Regions from separate parts of the Homo sapiens genome. Here region 1 is linked to region 2. Evidence: chromatin loops called from intact Hi-C (ENCODE). Cell type or tissue: CD14-positive monocyte. All regions are shown on one strand. Each heading gives the region's core, and the rest is flanking DNA. Links, peaks and the distances in the headings are about the cores only.

Evidence for each region. A loop is a pair of places that touch in the nucleus more often than their neighbours do. Peaks named below come from ENCODE experiments on the same cell type or tissue, not always from the same donor. Only the 100,000 strongest peaks of a DNase experiment are listed, where the experiment ranks them.
Region 1: it touches region 2 in a loop (2.6-fold over the local background); 4 of 110 quality-filtered maps call a loop at or near these places.

Annotation. Positions count from the first base shown.
Region 1 is chr19:12,794,957-12,799,314 of GRCh38, forward strand. PRDX2 (peroxiredoxin 2) reads right to left here. Exons shown (of 6, transcript NM_005809.6): 6 at 1,867-2,210. The coding sequence ends at 2,125. Among named protein-coding and RNA genes, the nearest start is that of PRDX2, 4.7 kb to the right of the region's middle. RefSeq lists an enhancer at 1,263-1,672. In CD14-positive monocyte, for the core only: CTCF peaks have their summits at 1,755 (motif pointing left) and 1,959; DNase peaks (open chromatin) are centred at 1,405 and 1,745; H3K4me3 peaks cover 2,040 bases; H3K27ac peaks cover 1,470 bases.
Region 2 is chr19:13,091,354-13,095,744 of GRCh38, forward strand. It overlaps NFIX (nuclear factor I X), which reads left to right. Exons shown (of 11, transcript NM_001365902.3): 11 at 3,282-4,391. The coding sequence ends at 3,296. Among named protein-coding and RNA genes, the nearest start is that of LYL1, 9.3 kb to the right of the region's middle. RefSeq lists a silencer at 4,165-4,254. In CD14-positive monocyte, for the core only: CTCF peaks have their summits at 2,608 (motif pointing left) and 2,810; DNase peaks (open chromatin) are centred at 2,628 and 3,668; H3K4me3 peaks cover 1,515 bases; H3K27ac peaks cover 779 bases.

The DNA of each region.
Region 1 (4,358 bases), core at 108-4,107, 300 kb before region 2:
CTCAGCCTCCCAAGTAGCTAGGATTATAGGTGCCTGCCACCACGCCCTGCTAATTTTGTATCTTTAGTAGAGACTGGGTATCAGCACGTTGGCCAGGCTGGTCTTGAACTCCTGACTTGAGGTCATCTGCCAGCCTCGGCCTCCAAAATGCTGGGATTACAGGCGTGAGCCATCGTGCCTGGCCATGACTTTTCAACAGATTTGAAGAAGTGGGGTCCTGAGAAAATCCTGGGTAACAACAGCATCAGAGGTAACAGTTTTTTGTTTGTTTGTTTGTGTTTTTTAGATGGAGTCTCCCTCTGTCACCCAGGCAGGCTGGAGTGCAGTGGCTCGATCTCAGTTTACCGCAACCTCCACCCACAGGATTCAAGCGATTCTCCTGCTTGGCCTCCCAAGTAGCTGGGTCTACAGGCGTGCATCACCATGCCAGGCTAATTTTTGTATTTTTAGTAGAAACAGGGTTTCACCATGTTGGCCAGGCTGGTCTCGAACCCCTGACCTCAGGTGATCCGCCTGCCTGGGCCTCCCAAAGTGCTGGGATTACAGGCCTGAGCCACCCCGCTCAACTGGGAGCAGCTTTTTTTTTTTTTTTTTTTGAGACGGAGTCTCGCTCTGTTGCCCAGGCTAGAGTGCAGTGGCACGATCTCGGCTCACTGCAAGCTCTGCCTCCCGGGTTCACGCCATTCTCCTGCCTCAGCCTCCCAAGTAGCTGGGACTACAGGCACCTGCCAACATGCCTGGCTAATTTTTTGTATTTTTAGTAGAGAGGGGGTTTCACTGTATTAGCCAGGATGGTCTCGATGTCCTGACCTCGTGATCCGCCCGTCTCGGCCTCCCAAAGTGCTGGGATTACAGGCGTGAGCCACTGCGCCCGGCCTTGGGAGCAGCTCTTAAATGGCAAAATTCATGTAGCCAGGTGAGCCTGTGAAAGAACAGCAGGAAGCCAGCCTGTCTGGAATGGAGTGAACCACAACAGGGCAGATGTCAAGGGAGACTGAGCAGGGGCCTTGGGGAGGAGTGTAGATTAAATTCCAAGGGAGATGAGTGACCCTTAGAGGGTATTAGGTGGGTACCAGCATTAATAGTGGATCTGTGGATTAAATGAGCATATTAGCCCTGTTCTGTAGGAGGAAATTGGGGCATAGAGTAGCAAAACTACTTTCCTGAACGCACACAATATTAAACTGCACCCCTGGGAACCCTGCCTTGCTGCTAATACCTGCCTTCTAGCCTAACTGCCACCCTCCCACCCCAGGGGCAGACAGGCAACCTTTCCAGCCTGGGGTGGGGCAGAGCTCACAGCAGGGACTCTGCACTCTGCACGTAGCTCAGGCTCTCATTCTTGGTTCTGCTCTTAAGACTGGGTCCCCACCCTCTTCCCCATAAGACTACACTGGGCTGGGTTCCTTTCAGCTCGAGGAAGCCGTCTTAGGAACTAGGAACTGGGCCCTACACAGGGGCCTCAGCCCCGAGCTTCACATAACTTATCTCCTACAAATTTTACCACGTGCATGGTGATCTGGGTTTGCAGTCCCATTTTACTGCTGAAGAGACCCAGAGACGATCACAGCTCTTAAACGGCATTTGAACCCAGGCTGGCTGGTGACAAAATGTGGGCTTTGCCTTGCATGGCCAGATTTCTGGATGTAGGGCATCCTGGGATTTGCAAGGGACAAACGGCATACCCTACCCCTCCGAAACCGCCTTGAGCGCAAGCAGGAAAAGAGCAGGCACTAAGCATGTGATAAGACCGCCACCGTGTGGCGAAGATGAGCAACCACAGGGTCAGTTTCCCAAGCCTGAGCCTGAAGAAGGAAGGGGGTTGCAGGGGAGGACGAAAGGACAGAGCACACCAACACAGACTCACACCTTTCCCTAATACTTTATTGGTTACCTCTAGGCCTGTGTGCGGCTGGGTGGGCTTGGGGGAGGGCGTCACTATTCAGCTTCTAGGTGGAGGCATGAGAAGGCCTTGGCCTAGCCCTCCAGGGTCCCATACTGTGGAGTTTGGAGGGGCAGGTCTGGCCTTTCCTGGGTCAGCATAGGGCACCCAGGTGGGGGCACAGGTGGACACCCAGCACAGGCACCTAGGCAGGGGCACAAGCTCACTATCCGTTAGCCAGCCTAATTGTGTTTGGAGAAATATTCCTTGCTGTCATCCACGTTGGGCTTAATCGTGTCACTGCCAGGCTTCCAGCCAGCGGGACAAACTGTGGGAAGACACAAGGATGCACATGAAGGCTACAGCCCCAGGTTCAAGGTGAAGCAAAGCAAGGGCCTGTGTTGCAGAAGAAAATGCTGGAAGCAAGTGGTCCAGGCCCAGGAATGTGGATATTAAGATAAACCCTCCAAGCCCAGTTCAGTATTTTTTCTTTTTTTTTTTTTTCAGACAGAGTCTTGCTCTGTTGCCCAGGCTGAAGTACAGTAGCATGATCTGAGCTCATGCAACCTCTCCCTCCTGGGTTCAAGCGATTCTCATGCCCCAGACTCCCTAGCTGGAATTACAGAGGTGCACCACCACGCCTGGCTAATTTTTGTATTTTTGGTAGAGACCATGTTAGTCACGCTTGTCTCGAACTCCTGACCTCAAGTCATCTGCCCGTCTTGGCCTCCCAAAGTGCTGGGATTACAGGTGTGAGCCACCATGCCTAGCCAAGTTCAGTATTTTCTCTTTTTCTTTTCTTCTTTTTTCTTTCTTTCTTTTTTTTTTTTTTTTTTTGAGACAGAGTCCTCCTCTGTTGCCCAGGCTGGAGTGCAATGGCGTGATCTCGGCTCATTGCAACCTCTGCCTCCCGCGTTCAAGTGATTCTCCTGCCTTAGCCTCCTGAGTAGCTGGGACTACAAGTGCCCGCCACCACACCCTGCTAATTTTTTGGTACTTTTAGCAGAGACAGGGTTTCACCATATTGGTCAGGCTGATCTCGAACTCCTGACTTCAGGTGATCCACCCACCTTGGCCTCCCAAAATGCTAGGATTACAGGCGTGAGCCACTACACCTGGCCAAGTTCAGTATTTTCTAGCTGGTGTTTTTCCTACTCTTAATTCTTCAATTTCTTTTTGCCACCCAGCTCTCCTTTTTCTTCTTTTTTTCTTTTCTTTTTTTTTAAGATGGAGTCTTGCTCTGTTGCCCAGGCTGGAGTGCAGTGGCACGATCTCTGCTCACTGCAAGCTCCGCCTCCCAGGTTCACGCCATTCTCCTACCTCAGCCGCCAGAGTAGCTGGGACTACAGGCGCCCGCCACCACGCCCGACTAATTTTTTTGTATTTTTAGTAGAGACAGGGTTTCACCGCGTTAGCTAGGATGGTCTCGATCTCCTGACCTCTTGATCCGCCCGCCTCAGCCTCCCAAAGTGGTGGGATTACAGGCATGAGCCACCGTGCCCGGCCTCTTTTTTTTTTTTATTTTTTGAGACGGAGTTTCGCTTCACTCGTTGCCCAGGCTGGAGTGCAATGGCACGATCTCAGCTCACTGCAACCTCCGCCTCTCAGCTTCAAACGATTCTCTTGCCTCAGCCTCCCAAGTAGCTGGGATTACAGGCATGCACCACCAGGCTGGGCTAATTTTGTATTTTTAGTAGAGACTGGGTTTCTCCATGTCGGTCAAGCTTGTCTCGAACTCCCGACCTCAGGTGATCCACCCACCTAGGCCTCCCAAAATGCTGGGATTACAGGTGTGAGCCACTGCATCTGGCCTCTTTTTTTTTTTTTTTTTTTTTAACCAATACCCCATCTCTTAAAAAAAAAAAAAAAGAGATGGGGTATTGCTATGTTGCCTAGGCTCGACTCAAATTCCTGGGCCTAAGCAATCTTCTGCCTCACTCTCCAGAGTAGGTGGAACTACAGGCATGAGACACAGCATCTACAGGCATGAGACACAGCATCTTCCTGTCTTTTTGGCTCCTTTAGTCCCATCTTTGTCCCTCTGCCCCACCCCTACAGGTTTTTTTGTTGTTGTTGTTTTTGAGATGGAGTCTCACACTGGCGCCCAGGCTGGAGTGCAGTGGTGTGATCTCGGCTTACTGCAACCTCCTCCCGGGTTCAAGGGAGTCTCCTGCCTCAGCCTCCCAAGTAGCTGGGATTACAGGCACCTGCCACCGCACCCAGCTAATTTTTTTGTATTTTTAGCAGAGACGCGGTTTCACTATGTTGGCCAGGCTGGTCTCAAACTCCTGACCTCATGATCTGCCCGCCTCGGCCTCCCAAAGTGCTGGGATTACAGGCGTGAGCCACCGCGCTCGGCCTGTTTGTTTGTTTTTTTGAGACAGGGTCTTGCTGTGTCACCCAGGCTGGAGTGCAGTGGTGCGATCACAGCTTACTGCAGCCTTGACCTCCCAGGCTCAAGTGATCCTCCAGCCTC
Region 2 (4,391 bases), core at 113-4,112:
TGTGGTTTGAGATTGTTTTTTTTTTTTTCTTTTCCTTTCCTTCCCTCAAAAAAAAAAAAAAAAAAAAGCCAAAAAACTTTGTCAAACTTCAAACTTCAGAGCTCCCTAGTGGCAAGGAGGGGAGGGGAAGAGAACTTCAACCCCCTCCAGCTTCCCACCCCCTTTCCCCAGAGTCACGTCTGACCCGTCTGGTTTCCAGGAGCAACCAGACATGATGTAACACCCAGATGAACTTGAACTTGGGGGTGCTGAGAAGAAAAACAATGGCTCCGAGCAGGGGCTGGAGCCAGCCCCCTCTGCTCTGTGCCAGGGAGGCCGAGAGAGCCCTGCTGGCAGAGGCGGGAGGGGGTGCGAGAGGAAGGGACAGCAGGCGGGCCTCCCCTCCCAGCTCTGGGCTGGCACCAGGCTTCAGGGTTCCATCGCTCCCTCCCTCCTGCTGCCTGCCTGGGCTGCTCACAGCTCTGCGGTCGTGCGCTCCGAGGACCACTGCCACGAGCCGTCCCTGCTAACCCTGTTTCCGCTGCCTCCTTTACTTTCTTTGCTCACTTTGCTTGGACGTTTGGGGGCCAAGTCAGAGTTTAGGGAAAGTTTGTCTCCCCCCATGTTCCCTGTGTCTTAGGCTCCAGGAGGTAGGAGGAAGGAGTCCCAGCGGGGGTCCAGGGCCCCTGAGCAGGCAGGTGTGTCTGGGAGTGGTTGGGGGAGCGGAAGCTGGACAAGCGGAGCTGGAGCCCTCGGGCCTGGGGGCAGGCAGGCGGCTGCAACGGGCGGGCGCAGGGGGTACAGCCGGGGGTGGTTTCCACAGTAACCAGTGACTTTAGCTGATCTCTGGAGCACCAGATGGAGAGAGAACAATAGAATGAGGGAAGAAAAGAGAATTTTAGCAATTTTGTCATTCCCTGGGCAGCGCTTTTTACTTAGTTTTAATCAATTTTGGACCTGGCTCAGGAAGTAGGGAGGGGTGAGCAGAGAAAGCCACTCTGTGCTTGGCAGCAGATCCCCCATTTCTGGGACCTGTGGGGAGGTGCCGGGGAGCCCCCTTGGGGCAGCCTTTGTCCCTAACTCCAGACCTGGAACCAGAGTCTTCCTTCCCTGAGGAGGACCCCCCAGTCTGAGCATTGGCAGTTGTCCCCAACTGTACAGCTCAGGAGACCCCAAAGGGGCCAGTGTGAGGCCCTGGCATGATCTGCCAGGAGCAGATAGGGCAGGTGGGGCCCTCCCTGTCCTATTGTCCACAAGCCTCATTTGCCTGGTGAGGAGAGGGGTGGGCTTACCACCAGAGTCAGCCTCCCCCTCAACCTCGGGGCAATGGCACAGGGTTCCTGTATAGTCTCCCCTTGGGAAGGGGGTCCCAGGGAACAGGCCCAAGCCTGTGGCAGGTGGGGGTCACCCAGCCCAGGCGCTTCCCACCCCCGGGCCTGGGCCAGAAGCCCAGGAGCTGGCTGCGGGCCGGTTCTCCCCCACCCACTCTGGGGATGCCTCAGGCCTGGGTTTCCGCCTTAGCCTCGCCAGGCCCCAATGAGCCTCTGTTTGGCCTGTAGTCAATTGACCGGTTGGACTTGGGGCAGGTGCTCGAGGAGCCCCACTGAGGGAGGGCAGGTCTCTTGTGCGTACTGTCCAGCACATACAGGAAATTTAGCATTTCTGCCCACCCAGCAGCGCCTGCTCATTGTGGCAATCCCAAACCGCCACATTTCCAGATGCTCTTGATCTGCACTGTCCATTGTGGTAGCCACGGGCCACGTGTGGCTGTTTACATTTAAATTATTAACTAAAGAAAAATTTAGTTCCTCAGTTACAGTAGCCACATTTCAAGTGCTTAGAAACCACTTGTGGCTAGTGGCTACTGCAATGGAAATGAGAACATTTCCATTGTCACAGAAAGTGCTAGATGATCTCCAAGGCCCTTTCTGAAACTCAGTGTCCCTATCCTCAGTCCCAAACCAGAGCCTGAGAGCAGGTCTGGCCTGCAGGCAGAATGTTTGACCAAAGCAATGTTTTAAATATTGGAAATTTTCACACGAAATTCTGTTTGGGCTTCTGGCTTCTTTTGAAAAGTTGGCAGATGAGCTGCCCTGGGCCCTCACCCTGACCCTAGGCAGGGCACAGGCATTCTGGCCACCACAGACCCTGCTTCCTCGTGCTCGCAGCACAGGCAGCAGTTAGGAGCACAGCCTGCACTGCCCCTTACATTTGAACCCTGGCTCTGTTGCCCGAGGGCTGTGTGGCCTCAGGCAGGTCACGTACCCCCTCTGTGCCTAGCTTCCTGGTGGGGTCAGGGCAGGGGTGGAGTGAACCAGGACCTGGTATGTGCTCTGTAGTTGGCTCCGCCTGGCCCCTGCAGACCAGAGTCTGTGACAGCCTGGGAGAGGTCCCAAGATGCATTTTCAGGGACCCTCATTTTGCCCCAACGGTACTACCAGGTGCACCCAGGCCCAGTAGACCACAGTAGACCCTGACCCACCACTTTGCCAGGAGGTGGGGCTGGAGCCTTGGATGGAGGGCGTAGCCAAGCAGCCCAGACCCTTGGGGTCTGCCCTGGGTGTGCTCTGAGCTGAGCCACCAGACACAGGCAGACAAGACAAGGCCCTGTCTGTGGGAAGGCAGCGCCCCCTGCTGGCGATATGAAGGAAATGACGCTCACCCCAGGGAGCCTCAAGTCCTTCCTCAATGTCTGGTGCCCTGAGGGTAGAGGATCCAGCACCATGGGCTACGTGGCCCCTCCCCCAGGCCTGGCGCTACTAGGGACTGAAGCTGTGTGGTTCCCCTGCCCCCAGTCTTTCAGCCTGTGGGACCTTGGCTGGGGTATATAGATGGGAATTTCTGCTTTTAATCCAAAGAGACAGAAAGAAAACTCAGCAAGAAGCTGGGCCACCCCCAACCCATTCCTAAAACCCCTCTGGGTACAAAAGCCCCAGCCTGGCATCTTCCCCACCCTCCAGGACCCACACAAAAACCTAAACAATTGGAAACATGGCCAGATCTCAGGCCTGTGCCAGCGCCAGCCATGGGGGTCCCACCCGCTGGGCACAGTGCCCACGGGAAGGCCAGCTGGACTCTAGCACTAGGGGCAGAGTCTCTGAGGGGGCGGGGTTCTCGCAGGAGGGAGGGAGAGAATGGGGATGCCCTTTCTTCTCCATGGGAACAAGGTGGGTGGTGGCTGCCCGGCACCCTGGCTCTTTGGGAGCTGGACCCTTGAGGGGCCAGGTCACTGGGCCAGGTAGGAGTGAGATGGGACCTGCCCCAGCTGTTCTCAGTATCGCCTCTTTTTCATCCTGTTTCAGTCCTGGTTCCTCTGATAAGATCGACAAAAGAAACAACAAAATGAGAAGAAGAGGTTCCTCGAAAGGGGGGAGAAGAAATTTTGAGAATGGAAAAATCCCCCAGCCCAGCCCAGCCCCACCGAAAAGCAAAAATTACACGTCGTCAGCCACTCAGCCCTTCTCTCCTCCAGCCCGGGGACCCCCGCGGGCCCCAGAAGCAGCCCAGTTCTCAGAGAGCCCTTGGAAGGGGTCTCGGTGGAGCTGTGCACCAGCAGCCAAGCAGAAAGAAACACGCGACATGGACTCTGTCAAGTAGAGGACAGAAAGCAAGAAAGGATGCAGAACTGCCTTCCTCCCCCTGACCCCGCCCCGGCCTTCTGGGGAAGGAACAAAGTCCCCAAACAAAGCAACCAGCACAATTCTGAAGGGGCCTGGCCTCCACCCTCACCCCTTCCTAGGGGAACCCCACCCTCCACACAGCCGGAGCTGCCCTAGGGAGCCTGGAGGGCCAGCTTGTAAAGATGATGGGGTTTAGATCCCTCAGGCTCTCCCCTCCAGACTCCGCCCTTCCCTCCCTCCCTCCCTCCCTCCCTCTCTGCCAAGGCTCCAGCTTCTTCCCCCAGCTGCTCCCGACCAGGAGGGGGAGAGCAGCCTCCACTTACCCCACCCCACCCTTGGGCTAAAAGCCCCCAGGCGGGCAGGGGGTGACCCCTGGAGCTAGTTGCGTGTCCCAGAATGGAGGGTGTTCTGACACCCCACCCTGAGCCGCAAGAGCAGTCCTGGGGCCCTGGACCCCTCTGTACAGTCCGTAGGAAAAAGTCGGAATGCTCTCGACGGCCTCGTCCCAGCCTGGGACAGGCCCCCTTTCCCCTCTCTCTGCAGGCCAGGAGGGCCTCCTTCCTGCCACGAGGGAGGGGAGTCGGGCCCCAGGTCGCCCCCGCCCCCAGCCCTGCATGCAGGTGCCCTCGCTCCGCCCCATCAGTTCCTGCCCCTGCCCCTCATGCAGACTGCCCTGCTGGGGCCGGGCCGGAGGGTGGAGCAGAAAGGGGACCCCGGAGCCGAGCGAGGAGGACCAGGCAGCCGCCGCTGCCGCGCTAAGCCACCACCTGCGCTTAGGTAGGCGTCCTGCTC